2 separate regions of the Homo sapiens genome follow, and region 2 is linked to region 1. The links are chromatin contacts, found by Hi-C or POLR2A ChIA-PET in ENCODE. All regions are on one chromosome and are shown on one strand. The core of a region is the stretch at or near the end of the contact, and the rest is flanking DNA. Distances in the headings are between cores, read along the strand shown.

Evidence for each region. A loop is a pair of places that touch in the nucleus more often than their neighbours do. ChIA-PET counts read pairs that join two places held with the same protein, here RNA polymerase II (POLR2A). Pooled maps may share reads with other maps.
Region 2: a loop to region 1 is called in a map of PC-9, with 8 times the contacts of the local background. The contact joins two enhancer-like sites. A Hi-C loop is called at or near these places in 7 of 168 maps with a recorded cell type or tissue (Caco-2, PC-3, PC-9 and 4 more) and 2 of 50 pooled maps. POLR2A ChIA-PET finds 5 or more read pairs at or near these places in 5 of 52 experiments (AG04450, Caco-2, OCI-LY7 and 2 more).

The regions. Positions count from the first base shown.
Region 1 is chr6:148,261,231-148,266,627 of GRCh38, forward strand. It overlaps a transcript of SASH1 not described here. Among named protein-coding and RNA genes, the nearest start is that of SASH1, 79 kb to the right of the region's middle. RefSeq lists an enhancer at 3,317-3,870. Within about 2 kb of position 1,966, at least 2 of the 41 ENCODE cell types and tissues checked have a DNase peak (open chromatin) inside an H3K27ac peak, as active enhancers do; they include PC-9, where a contact is called at or near this core.
Region 2 is chr6:148,302,500-148,308,395 of GRCh38, forward strand. It overlaps a transcript of SASH1 not described here. Among named protein-coding and RNA genes, the nearest start is that of SASH1, 37 kb to the right of the region's middle. RefSeq lists an enhancer at 4,718-5,404 and a silencer at 4,954-5,248. Within about 2 kb of position 4,357, at least 5 of the 41 ENCODE cell types and tissues checked have a DNase peak (open chromatin) inside an H3K27ac peak, as active enhancers do; they include PC-9, where a contact is called at or near this core.

The DNA.
Region 1 (5,397 bases), core at 716-3,215:
CTCACACCTCTGCATTGTATCCAAACAGCCTCTCCTCATTGGAGGGAGTGGCTGTACCACCCAAGCTTCCTGAGTCGGAATTGTGTCGCTTTGACTCTTACTTTCTATCATCTGCTGGGTCTCCATGTCCTTGCCTTTCTCCTACTTATAAAACATGTGCCTCTCTCCCTATGAGAAAGGAGAGGTGATCAGAATATTTCAAGGACTGAATGGAAATGCAAACAGGGCAATTTATATGGTAAGTGGAAGTGGAACACGTCATGAAAGCTACACCTGGGAGGAGAGATTGGAAGCATCTCTCAGCCTTAGCAAAGGATTTCTAGATACAGGTGGCGGACACAAATTGCCTGTCAAGAGATTCACTTCATAACGAGGCCAGCCATGTAGAACAGTCCCAGCGCCACCAGGGGACTGCTGCCACCAGCCCATATCTTTGGGGCTCTGAGGTGGGCTGCAGGAATGACAGTCCTGCATTCTGCCACAACAGCCACGTCCCTGCAGGGTATGGGGGACAGACAACGGGGTTAGTGCCATCAGCCCCTTCATGCTGCCCCTGCCAAACCATCAGTCAAACAAGGAGTAGAAAAGGCATGGGAATAAGAGAAAGGAGGAAGTGATCTGAAATTAGGCATGGTGGGGGATGGGCTTGGGTAGGCAGAAAGGAAATGGAAAAGGACATCCATTTGTCTTCGGGATCTTTCTGTCATCTTTGGTTAACAGTTGAGGGGCATGCAACAAGCAAAAGGATGGAAGAATTGAATCACACTCCATCTTGACCGTGCCTTTTTCATGTTTTCCCCCAGCTTCGTGCACTCAGATGCTCATGAAAACACTGCACTCTTCTCCAGGCCCACACACAAACTGCACACATACACACACACACACACACGCACGGGCTTGCACGCATTTCCCAGTGTCTTATTCATGTCTTTTCACCTCTGTGCTTAAAACTGAACTGACAGTAGGGAGGCTGTGCTGTAGAGTGCGGTGGTCTCCTTTCCCACTATTTAGTTCCTGTATAAGATATCAGTTTTCCTGAACAGCACGGCAATATCACTCTCAAAGTCAAGATCAATTCTAAATGTCTCCCTCATGCAGAGGAGAACCCATTTTTCCTCCTGAGTCATCATGCGCTCCCTAACAAACTTCTGGGACCTCTCATTGAGGACACAGACAGGTGTGGTGTTGCATCCAATGTGGCATTTCCAAGCCAGTTCTCAGCACCCAAGCTCCCTGTTGGCTTGACAGTGTCAAGCCAGGCCACTAGGCTAACTGCAGGACCTGCAGCTACTAGCTTTACAAAAAATCTGGCTTCAAGTCAGACTCAGATAGATCCCAGGGAGCAAGTTGAATAAGAAAAAGTTCAATGAAGGCCGGGCAAGATGGTTCACACCTGTAATCCCAGCACTTTGGGAGGCCGAGGCAGGCAGATCACCTGAGGTCAGGAGTTTGAGACCAGCCTGGCCAACATGGGAAACCCCATCTCTAGTAAAAATACAAAAATCAGCCAGGCATGGTGGCAGGCACCTGCAATCCCAACTACTTGAGAGGCTGAGACAGGAGAATCGCTTGAACCCGGGAGGGGGAGGTTGCAGTGAGCCAAGTGCGCTCCAGCCTGGGTGACAAGAGTAAGACTCTGTCTCAAAAGAAAAGAAAGAAAGAAAGTAAAAGCCCAATTAATGGGGGTTTCAAGCTTAGAGGAACGGAGCTGCTGGGGTTGTAAATTCAGGCAAACATTCAGCACTAGAAAAAACACCATAATGTTAGCACTGGAACCTCTGGGGGAGGCAATGGAGATGCAAGTTTTGAGAGATGATTCTGAAGAAGTTGGAAGAGGACAGAAACAGCAGACAGCATTGCAGAGAGACGGCAGGCAGACTCCTTGGCAGGATCACCCTTAACTCCTCCAGGGTACCTGGCACAGGACAGGTGCCCAAGAAAAACCTGATGAGTCAGTGAATGAATATGCAGTAACTGAAGCCTTCCCCGAAGAAGCAGAAGGTGGCAGGACAAGTTTCATGTTCTTGAGAAAGCCTGTGCCTGCCTGTGGAGAGCCCATCCTTGCATTCTTAAGCAGGTTTTCTGAACTCGTGTCCTGGGGAAGCAGAAGGCAGTTCTGAGGTTCACTGAGCTAGAACAGCATTTTGATACAAACAGACCTGGGCCCACTGAAAGAGTGATGCACTTGGCCAGAACACCACCTTGAGTTCAGTCAGAAAGCACATCTGTGCCTCATTGATAATGTAATAACCTACATTACATTCTTGGCCAAGAGCACCTGTGCACAGCCCAGAAAGTCAGCCCAGGGCAACCATTCTGATGGAGGTGATATTAACAGCTCTCATTAAAACTGATGACTCTAGCGGTGCCCAGAAGCACAGCTAAGGCGAAGCGTCTGTCTGCATTTCCATTACAAGCCCCCGTTTTTGGAGTTCATAACTCAACCATGGAAATATGCTTTGCATTGAACTGGAACCTGAAAAGAAACTGTCACAGGGAAAAGAGAGTTGGACTTTTAGAGCTGTAAAATGTGTCAGTTGTCCACTACCATCTGTACACATCTAACTCCGTGTTAGAAGGAATGTTACTGTTTTCCTGCCCCTGTCTGGATGGTGGAAATGGAAGACTGAGGGTGGAGGACTCATTTCTGAGCTGGTCCGGAGGAAATCTGAATGTCTTAACTTTTATGTATATTGGGGATGCTAAGAGCTCTATCATAATGAAAGTAACACTTGTACGACAATCATTTATCCTAGGTGTCGTTTTGTTTATTGTTACCTGTACAAAACCAGCAAGCAAAGAGCCCCTAGGGCTCAACCTGAGGCTTAAGGAGGTTACATAGGGCTGGATGTAACTTTCAACACCTTTCTCTGATGAAAGGGAGACCTGAAGGTATGCGTTTCAATGACGTGATTTGAAAGGACTCTGTTATCTTTTATTTTGACCGAAAAAAAAAAAAAAAAAAAAGGTCTTGTGAAATGCATTCCTGTCATGGTTGGGCAGGTTAAAGCTCAATGGTCTATATATCTATATCTCTGTCCCAGCTGGGAATGTAGAACAACTCTTACCCATACAAAAATATGAAGGATTAGGTTCATAGAAGACTGCTTTAAAAATATGAGCAGATTATAACTTCTGCTTTTTCTAACAAGTATTGCTTGGGAAGAAAAAGGTCATTATTGTCTTCAGTATCTTCCAGTCCTTTCTCTAAACACCACAAGAATTACATGAAGACTGGAATCAGATCATGCTGTTTCTCTGCTTAAAATTCTTCAATGGTTTCTTATTGGGTCTCAAATAGAATTCACACTCTTCACCATTGCCCATGAGGGCTATACAACCCGGCCTCTCAAGAGCCTTGTGGCCTCTTGTCATGTTGTCCACACCCAGTCATACTTGACTTTTTCCAGTTTCTCAGCTACATCAACCTTTTTTCTCCCACCTCAGGGACTTTTCATTTATGAACCTCTTTGCCAGTTATGTTTCTCTTCCCACACTCAGAGCAGCTGGCCTCTTCATATCCTTTGAGCTTAAATGTCACCTCTGCCTGCCTGCTCCATCACCTCTCCTAACAACCTCCATCTCGACCCCCTGTTGGCTTCTTTTGAAAAATTGAGCACAGCTATTGTTTTACTAATCTGTTTTTGCACTTGTCCTTTATCTATGGCCATCTAGAAAGCATGCTTCATGAAAGTAGGGGCCTTGGCCATTATATTCCCAGTGTCTAGTACAGACCACGTGCTCACTATTTGCTGAATAAATTGAGATTTATGTATTACATAATGCATTATAAATTTAAGCTTTAGTAGTCATTATTCTCTTTGTAGTATATATAATAGAATAATTTCTCCTTGATTTTTATATAACCTCCAGTTTGCAAAGAGGAACTAGAATTCCCACACAAAATGACAGTCTTAGAAATTGGATTGATAAGGCAGACATGACGGCACACACCTGTAGTCCCAGTTGCTTCAGAGGCCAAAACAGGAGGACTGCTTGAGCCCAGCAGTTCAAGGCTACAGTGAGCTAAGCAGGTTCCACTGCATTCCAGCCTAGGTGATAAAACAAGACCCTGCCAAGAAAGAAAAAGGAGGGAGGGAAGGAGGGAGGGAAGGAGGGAGGGAAGGAGGGACGGAGGGAGGGAGGGAGGAAGGAAAATAAATATATTGGATGGATAAAGAAATTCTGTTCTTTTACATCTTTCACTCTCTTTTTAGCACCATAAAATTGTGCTGAACTTCTGCAAAGAGTTTGTGGACCTCACCAAGGTGCTCCCCATGCCTCTTGAACTTGTAGATTCCAGGTTCTTCACCTGATGTACTTTGAGCTCTGAATACTGAGACCACAAAAAAATATGCTCAGCGTTTTGCAAACCTTAGAAAAGTAGACATAAGAGCATTGATTAATGTTCCAACTTGGCCTGATTCACTCAGAACATAAAACTTTGTCCTGGATAGGACTGGCTCAAGACCCCACAGCTAAAAAAAGCCATCTGAGACCTGTGCCCAAGCCTTCTGATGCCAGATCTAGGCCTTAATTCAGGGAACTACTGCTGTCTCTGGAAAGGCAGGGTTAGTTAGGAATTAACAACCCATGATTCTCCAACTGAATCCTTCAAGCACTAGATCCTCATGCTTTTGCGTGACTGGCTCCAGAAGTTTCTTTAAAAATCCAGTCCCCATATTAGAAGTGGTAATACAATTCAAGGAAGTTGTCATTGTCAATCATCGCGTATTCAGCAATTCTTTTTTTTTTTTTTGAGACAGAGCTTTGCTCTCGTTGCCCAGGCTAGAGTGCAATGGCACAATCTCAGCTCACTGCAGCCTCCGCCTCCCAGATTCAAGCAATTCTCCTGCCTCAGCCTCCTGAGTAGCTGGGATTGCAGGTGCCCACCACCACGCCCAGCTAATTTTTTGTATTTTTAGTAAAGACGGGGTTTCACCATGTAGGCCAGGCTGGTCTCGAACTCCTGACCTCAGGTGATCCACCCAGCCTCCCAAAGTGCTGGGATTACAGGCGTGAGCCACCGTGCCCAGCTCAGAAATACTTTACCTGATTCTTTTCCTCTCTGCCACTTGCTGAAATTTGGTTGACTGAACGGAAAATAAGAAAAGGCTTAGATAAAATAAGAAGAATGTTTGCATAGGAATATGACCCTTAGCAAGCCAGTTACTCTCTAAGACTCAGTTTCCTACGCTATAAAATGGGGATATAACATATATGACCTACCTCACAGAGTCTTCAAGACAATTAAGATAATGCATGTAGAGCTCTTAGCACAATGTATACAAAGGGCCCAATGTTAGCTCCTACTGCTGTTGTATTATTATCAATAACAATTCCAACGTAAGAGAAGCTCTAGAAACAAGAGAGCTTTTCTTTTCTTTTTGGACAGGG
Region 2 (5,896 bases), core at 3,107-5,606, 44 kb after region 1:
TGGAAATTTTAAATCTCTGCTGTTTTTGTTACTTCATGCTGCTTTATTCTCAAACGTATATAAAATATCTCCATGCTGCAGAAATTATGCACACATACACACACACACACACACGCAGAAATCATATATATATAGGGTACATTAGATGTGTGTGTATATATATACACACACACACACACACGGAGAAATATATATATACACACTGTGTATATATATATATAATTTCTGTGTTTATGTATTTCTGTGTGTATGTATTTATATACTGTGTGTGTGTATATATATATGTGTGTGTGTATATATTCGAACTCCTGACCTCAGGAGTATATATATATATATATATATATACACACACACACACAGAGAGAAAGAAAGAGATGATGGCAACTATTCTTCTCCCAGTTCAACAATGGGTAAGGTAAAGGAGATGAGAATGTGTTTGATTCCAGGCACCTCTGTACTTTAAAATTAGTTTGTTTATTTATTTATTTATTTATTTTTGAGACGGAGTTTTGATCTTGTTGCTCAGGCTGGAGTGCAATGGCGCGATCTCAGCTCACTGCAAACTCTGCCTCCCAGATTCAAGCGATTCTCCTGCCTCAGCCTCCTGAATAGCTGGGATTACAGGCACACACCACCATGCCAGGCTAATTTTGTATTTTTAGTAGAAACAGGGTTTCACCATGTTGGTCAGGCTGGTCTCAAACTCCTGACCTCAGGTGATCCACCCACCTCAACCTCCCACAGTGCTGCAATTACAGGTATAAGCCACCATGCCTGGCCTAAAATTGATTTAAAAATAAATCTATGACTCCATCCAACAGAAGCCAAGTACATATTCATCTCAAGCACAAATGGAACGTTCTTCAGGATAGACCATATGCTAAGCTATAAAATAAGACTCAAGATAAAGGAATCAAAATCATAGAGTATGCTTTCTGACTATAATGGAATTAAATTAGAAATCAATAACAGAAGGAAATTTGAGAAATTCACAAATATGTAAAAATTACTCCTAGGCTGGGCGCAGTGGCTCACGCCTGTAATCCCAGCACTTTTGGAGGCTGAGGCAGGCAGATCACTTGAGGTCAGGAGTTCGAGACCAGCCTGGCTAACATGGTGAAACCCCGTCTCTACTAAAAATACAGAACTTAGCTGGGTGGTGGCGGGCACCCATAATCCCAACTACTCAGGAGGCTGAGGCAGGAGAATCGCTAGAACTCGGGAGGTGGAGGTTCCAGTGAGCCAAGATTGTGCCACAGCACTCCAGCGACTCTGTCTCAACAAAATAAATAAATAAATAAATAAATAAATAAATAAATAAATAAATAAAATAAAAATACTCCTAAATAGTCAGTGGATCAGAGAAGAAATAACAAGGAATATTAGAAAATGCTTTAAGATGGAAAAATGCAATATACCAAAACTTATAAGATGCAGCTAAAACAATGCTCAGAAGGCAATGTATGGCTCTAAATGCCTATATTTAAAAGGAAGAAAGATCTCAAATTAATAACCAAATCGGGGGCCGGGTGCGATGGCTCACGCCTGTAATCCCAACACTTTGAGAGGCCGAGGTGGGTGGATCACGAGGTCAGGAGTTCAAGACCAGCCTGGCCAAGATGGTGAAACCCTGTCTCTGCTAAAAATACAAAAAAATGGCTGGGCGCAGTGGCTCACGCCTGTAATCCCAGCACTTTGGGAGGCCGAGGCGGGCGGATCACGAGGTCAGAAGATCAAGACCATCCTGAGTGACATGGTGAAACCCTGTCTCTACTAAAAAAATACAAAAAATTAGCGTGGTGGTGGGCACCTGTAGTCCCAGCTACTCAGGAGGCTGAGGCAGGAGAATGGTGTGAACCCGGGAGGCAGAGCTTGCAGTGAGCCAAGATCGCGCCACTGCACTCCAGCCTGGGCGACAGAGTGACTCCGTCTCAAAAAAAAAAAAAGAAAAGAAAAAAAAAATTAGCCGGGCATGGTGGTGGGCGCCTATAATCCTAGCTACTAGGGAGGGTGAGGTAGAGACTTGCTCGAACCGGGGAGGCAGAGGTTGCAGTGAGCCGAGACCACGCCACTGCACTCCAGCATGGGCGACAGAGTGAGACTCCATCTCAAATAAAATAAAAATTAAAATTAAAAATAACCAAATCTTCCACCTTAAAAAAAGAGAAGAAAAAGAACTTTTTAAAGACCTAGCATTAAAATTTTACAACTTCTAGAAAAGCTTATTAAAATAACTTCTACATTCTGGCCAGGTGCCATGGCTCACGCCTGTAATCCCAACACTTTGGGAGGCCGAGGCAGGCGGATCACTTGAGGTCAGGAGTTCGAGATCAGCCTGGCCGACATGGTAAAATCCCGTCTCTATTAAAAATACAAAAATTAGCTGGACGTGGTGATGGCGGGTGCCTGTAATCCCAGCCACTTGGGAGACTGAGGCACCAGAATCGCGTGAACCCAGGAGGTGGAGGTTGCAGTGAGCCAAGATTGTGCCACTGCACTCTAGCCTGGGCGATAGAGCGAGACTCAGTCTCAAATAAATCAATAAATAAATAACTTCTACAGTCTATACTACTCAGTTCCTGAATACACATTTCTTTAGAATGTATTCAGCAGTTTATCCCCTATTTATACACTTTTGGTCATTGTTCCAGAGTTTCTTTCTCATTAACATTCCTGGGCTGAGGCTCATTTCCTCAAGTTCTTTGCGTCTTTTGTCTACTGCTGCATGGGTTCCTGAGGAGAGTTAAAGGTTCTATTTGTTCCTGAGTTTACAATCAGAAGCTCACCAAAGCTCTTGCTCTGTGGAAACCTTGAAACTGATCTCTTGACAAGGCGCAGTGGCTCACGCCTGTAATCCCAGCACTTCGGGAAACCGAGGCGGGGGGATCATGAGGTCAGGAGTTCGAGATCACCCTGGCCAAGAGACCAGCCTGGTCAATACGGTGAAACCCCATCTCTACTAAAAATACAAAAATTAGCTGGATGTGGTGGCGGGCACCTATAATCCCAGCTACTCGAGAGGCTGAGGCAGGAGAATTGCTTGAACCCAGGAAACAGAGATTACAGTGAGCCAAAGATCGTGCCATTGCACTCCAGCCTGGGCGACAGAGCGAGACTCTGACTCAAAAAAAAAAAAAAAAAAAAAGAAAGAAAGAAAGAAAAGAAAATGATCTCTCTTTCAGTCAGGATTCAGCATTTAAACAACTGGCAGACCCAGTGAGTTTGACAAGAGTCAAATAAGGGGACTATTTAACAGAGCTGTGGGCAGGATTAAAGAACAACCAAAGATAGTGACGCACCAGAAACTAGCAACATCAGAAAGCCTTTCCTATGCTTAAGTCTGAAGGAGAAATTCGAGGAAACGGTTGTTAAATCAGGTACCAGAACGTTTATGTTTTAGAATAACTCAGGGAGTACAATGGGAATGTCCATGGCACAAAGAAATGATGAGTGCTTGAGGTGATGAGCCCCATTTATCCTGGTGTGATTATTATATGCTTGTATCAAAATATCTCATGTGCCCCATAAATATATACACCTACTATGTATCCATAAAAATTCAAAATTAAAACAATTTTAAAAAAAGAAAACAGAACCCTGGAAGAAGGAGTTACCTCTACTGATCCCTGGCCTTAGAGGGATGTAGCAACTGCTAAAACTTTGGCAGGTGGGGGGCACAGGTAAGAATAGACATAAATACCCTACCTACTTCTTTCTCTTTCCACTCGCTTGTTCTCTCTGCCATTGACCCAACCCAAAAGAAGCCAGAGAACCAGGAAGTCAGGATGCCATCTATAGATGTCCGCCTCTAAAGGGACAGATGGCAGAGATAGATCTGAGGGGAAGATGGAAATTAACCAGCACAAGTCTTCCAGCCAGGGCCACAGGCCTCTGAGCCCCAAGGTTCCAGGCCTCAGCTGGGTCCCAGGGAAACTCTTGTTGATTGGCAAGACTCTTCACCCACTGCCACTTCCTCTATTGCTGAGGTTGCTTTCTGCTTCCAATATTTTGTGTTCTCAAAGCAGCTGCTACTTCAACCCACACTAAGTTTCTCCAGGGAGTCTTCAATCTTGCTGTGGTAGGGGAGGCATCCATCCACACTCCTACTTACAGCCCCTCTTTTGTTTTATTGAAGCAGTCTTTCCCTCCTATTCGCACAGTCTCCTCTCCCTAGAAACACACACAAGATTCTCCCGAGCTGAGACAGGGTCAGGTTTTCTTCTTCATTCCTCCTTTCCCCCTGAGAAAGAGGCTGTAGAACACATCACCCAACAGCCCATGCAGAACCCCTGTGTCTCAGAAACCAGCTGCACTCAAGAATTGGGAGAGCTTCATCCTGGCCACAGGAATGGGAATGTACCTCTAGGAACTCACTCTGTGCAATGTGCTCAAGCAGAGGTGGGTCAGATGACCAGGCCTTGGTATTTGTAAACATATAGGGTGACAGTTCCTCTTAGTCATCCTTGAGTGACCCAGAGAACTGGCTGCTTGTCACATCCTCAGCACAACCTACCTTTCTCTTTCTTTTCTTTCTTTCTTTCTTTCTTTCTTTCTTTCTTTCTTTCTTTCTTTCTTTCTTTCTTTCTTTCTTTCTTTCTCTCTCTCTGTCTCTTTCTTTCTTTTCTTTCTTATTTTTTGAGACAGAGTCTCGCTCTGTCATCCAGGCTGGAGTGCAGTGGCTCAATCTTGGCTCACTGCAACCTCCGCCTCCCAGGTTCAAGCGATTCTCCTGCCTCAGCCTCCTGAGTAGCTGGGATTACAGGTGTGTGCCACCATGCCTGGCTAATTTTGTATTTTTAGTGGAGACAGGGTTTCGCCATGTTGGTCAGGCTGGTCTCAAACCCCTGACCTCGTGATCTGCCTGCCTCGGCCTCCCAAAGTGCTGGAATTACAGACATGAGCCACCGCACCTGGCCAGCACAACCTTTATAGGCAACTGGAGAGGAAGCTGGGAGCCCTACCCTAAAAGAGCTTACAGTATAATGAGGTGCCAAGCCCATTAAATAATAGCATCCTCCTGGAACAAGATATTTATGAAACAGGTTCCGTGGCTGCCCCAAGGCTCCAAGCATCTGATTGTATTTATTGTTATTCCACCCCTTGCTGATCCCAGGCTTCAAAGGTTGATGTATGACTGATCCTAAGAATCCAGCCCTACCAGAATGACCTGTCATCTCCCTTCTGCTGCTTGTTGAATTAGGCAGCTGCTTGTTGAATTAGGTTATTAAAATGTCTGCTCAGCCTCTTAGTCAACTTAACTTGGCTTTATTTTGGTGGAAAGCAAATCACTTAGTAGAATTTTGCTTAATTGGTCACTTGGCTCAGGGTTTGATGACTTTTCCAGTAATATTTGCACGACAAATATATTTTATTTAATTCTTTTCTGAAATAATTCAGCTGACTCTGAATGGTCAAGATGTGCAAAGCACTGAAGAGGCGCCATGATCCTAGCAGGAGATCTATGGTAATATGAGGGCAGAAAACACGGAAGAGAGACAGCCTGAACACTCACAGGTTTACCATAGAGATAAGCAAGAAGTATAACCAGCCACTGTGTCCTCACTATCTTTTTGATCTCTTTCTTGGGTATCTCTGGATCCATCTTTTTCTCTGGATTTCTAACCTCCATGTCCCTCTTTCACTTCTTCTGTGGTGTCTCACATGTGTTTGTGTACGTGTGTGTATGCATGCACACATCCAAGTGTATATATGTATCGCACCTTGGGCAAAATTTAATAATGGTGTTTTGCCACAGTTAAAAAGATATTAAATCCGCCCCCCCCAAAAATGTATAATAATGGGTAACAATACGGCATTTTAAAGAACTTGCTCTGTAATGGGTCCCAGGCAAAGAACTCTTCAGGTATCATATCAGTTGTTCATCAAAAACTTAGGA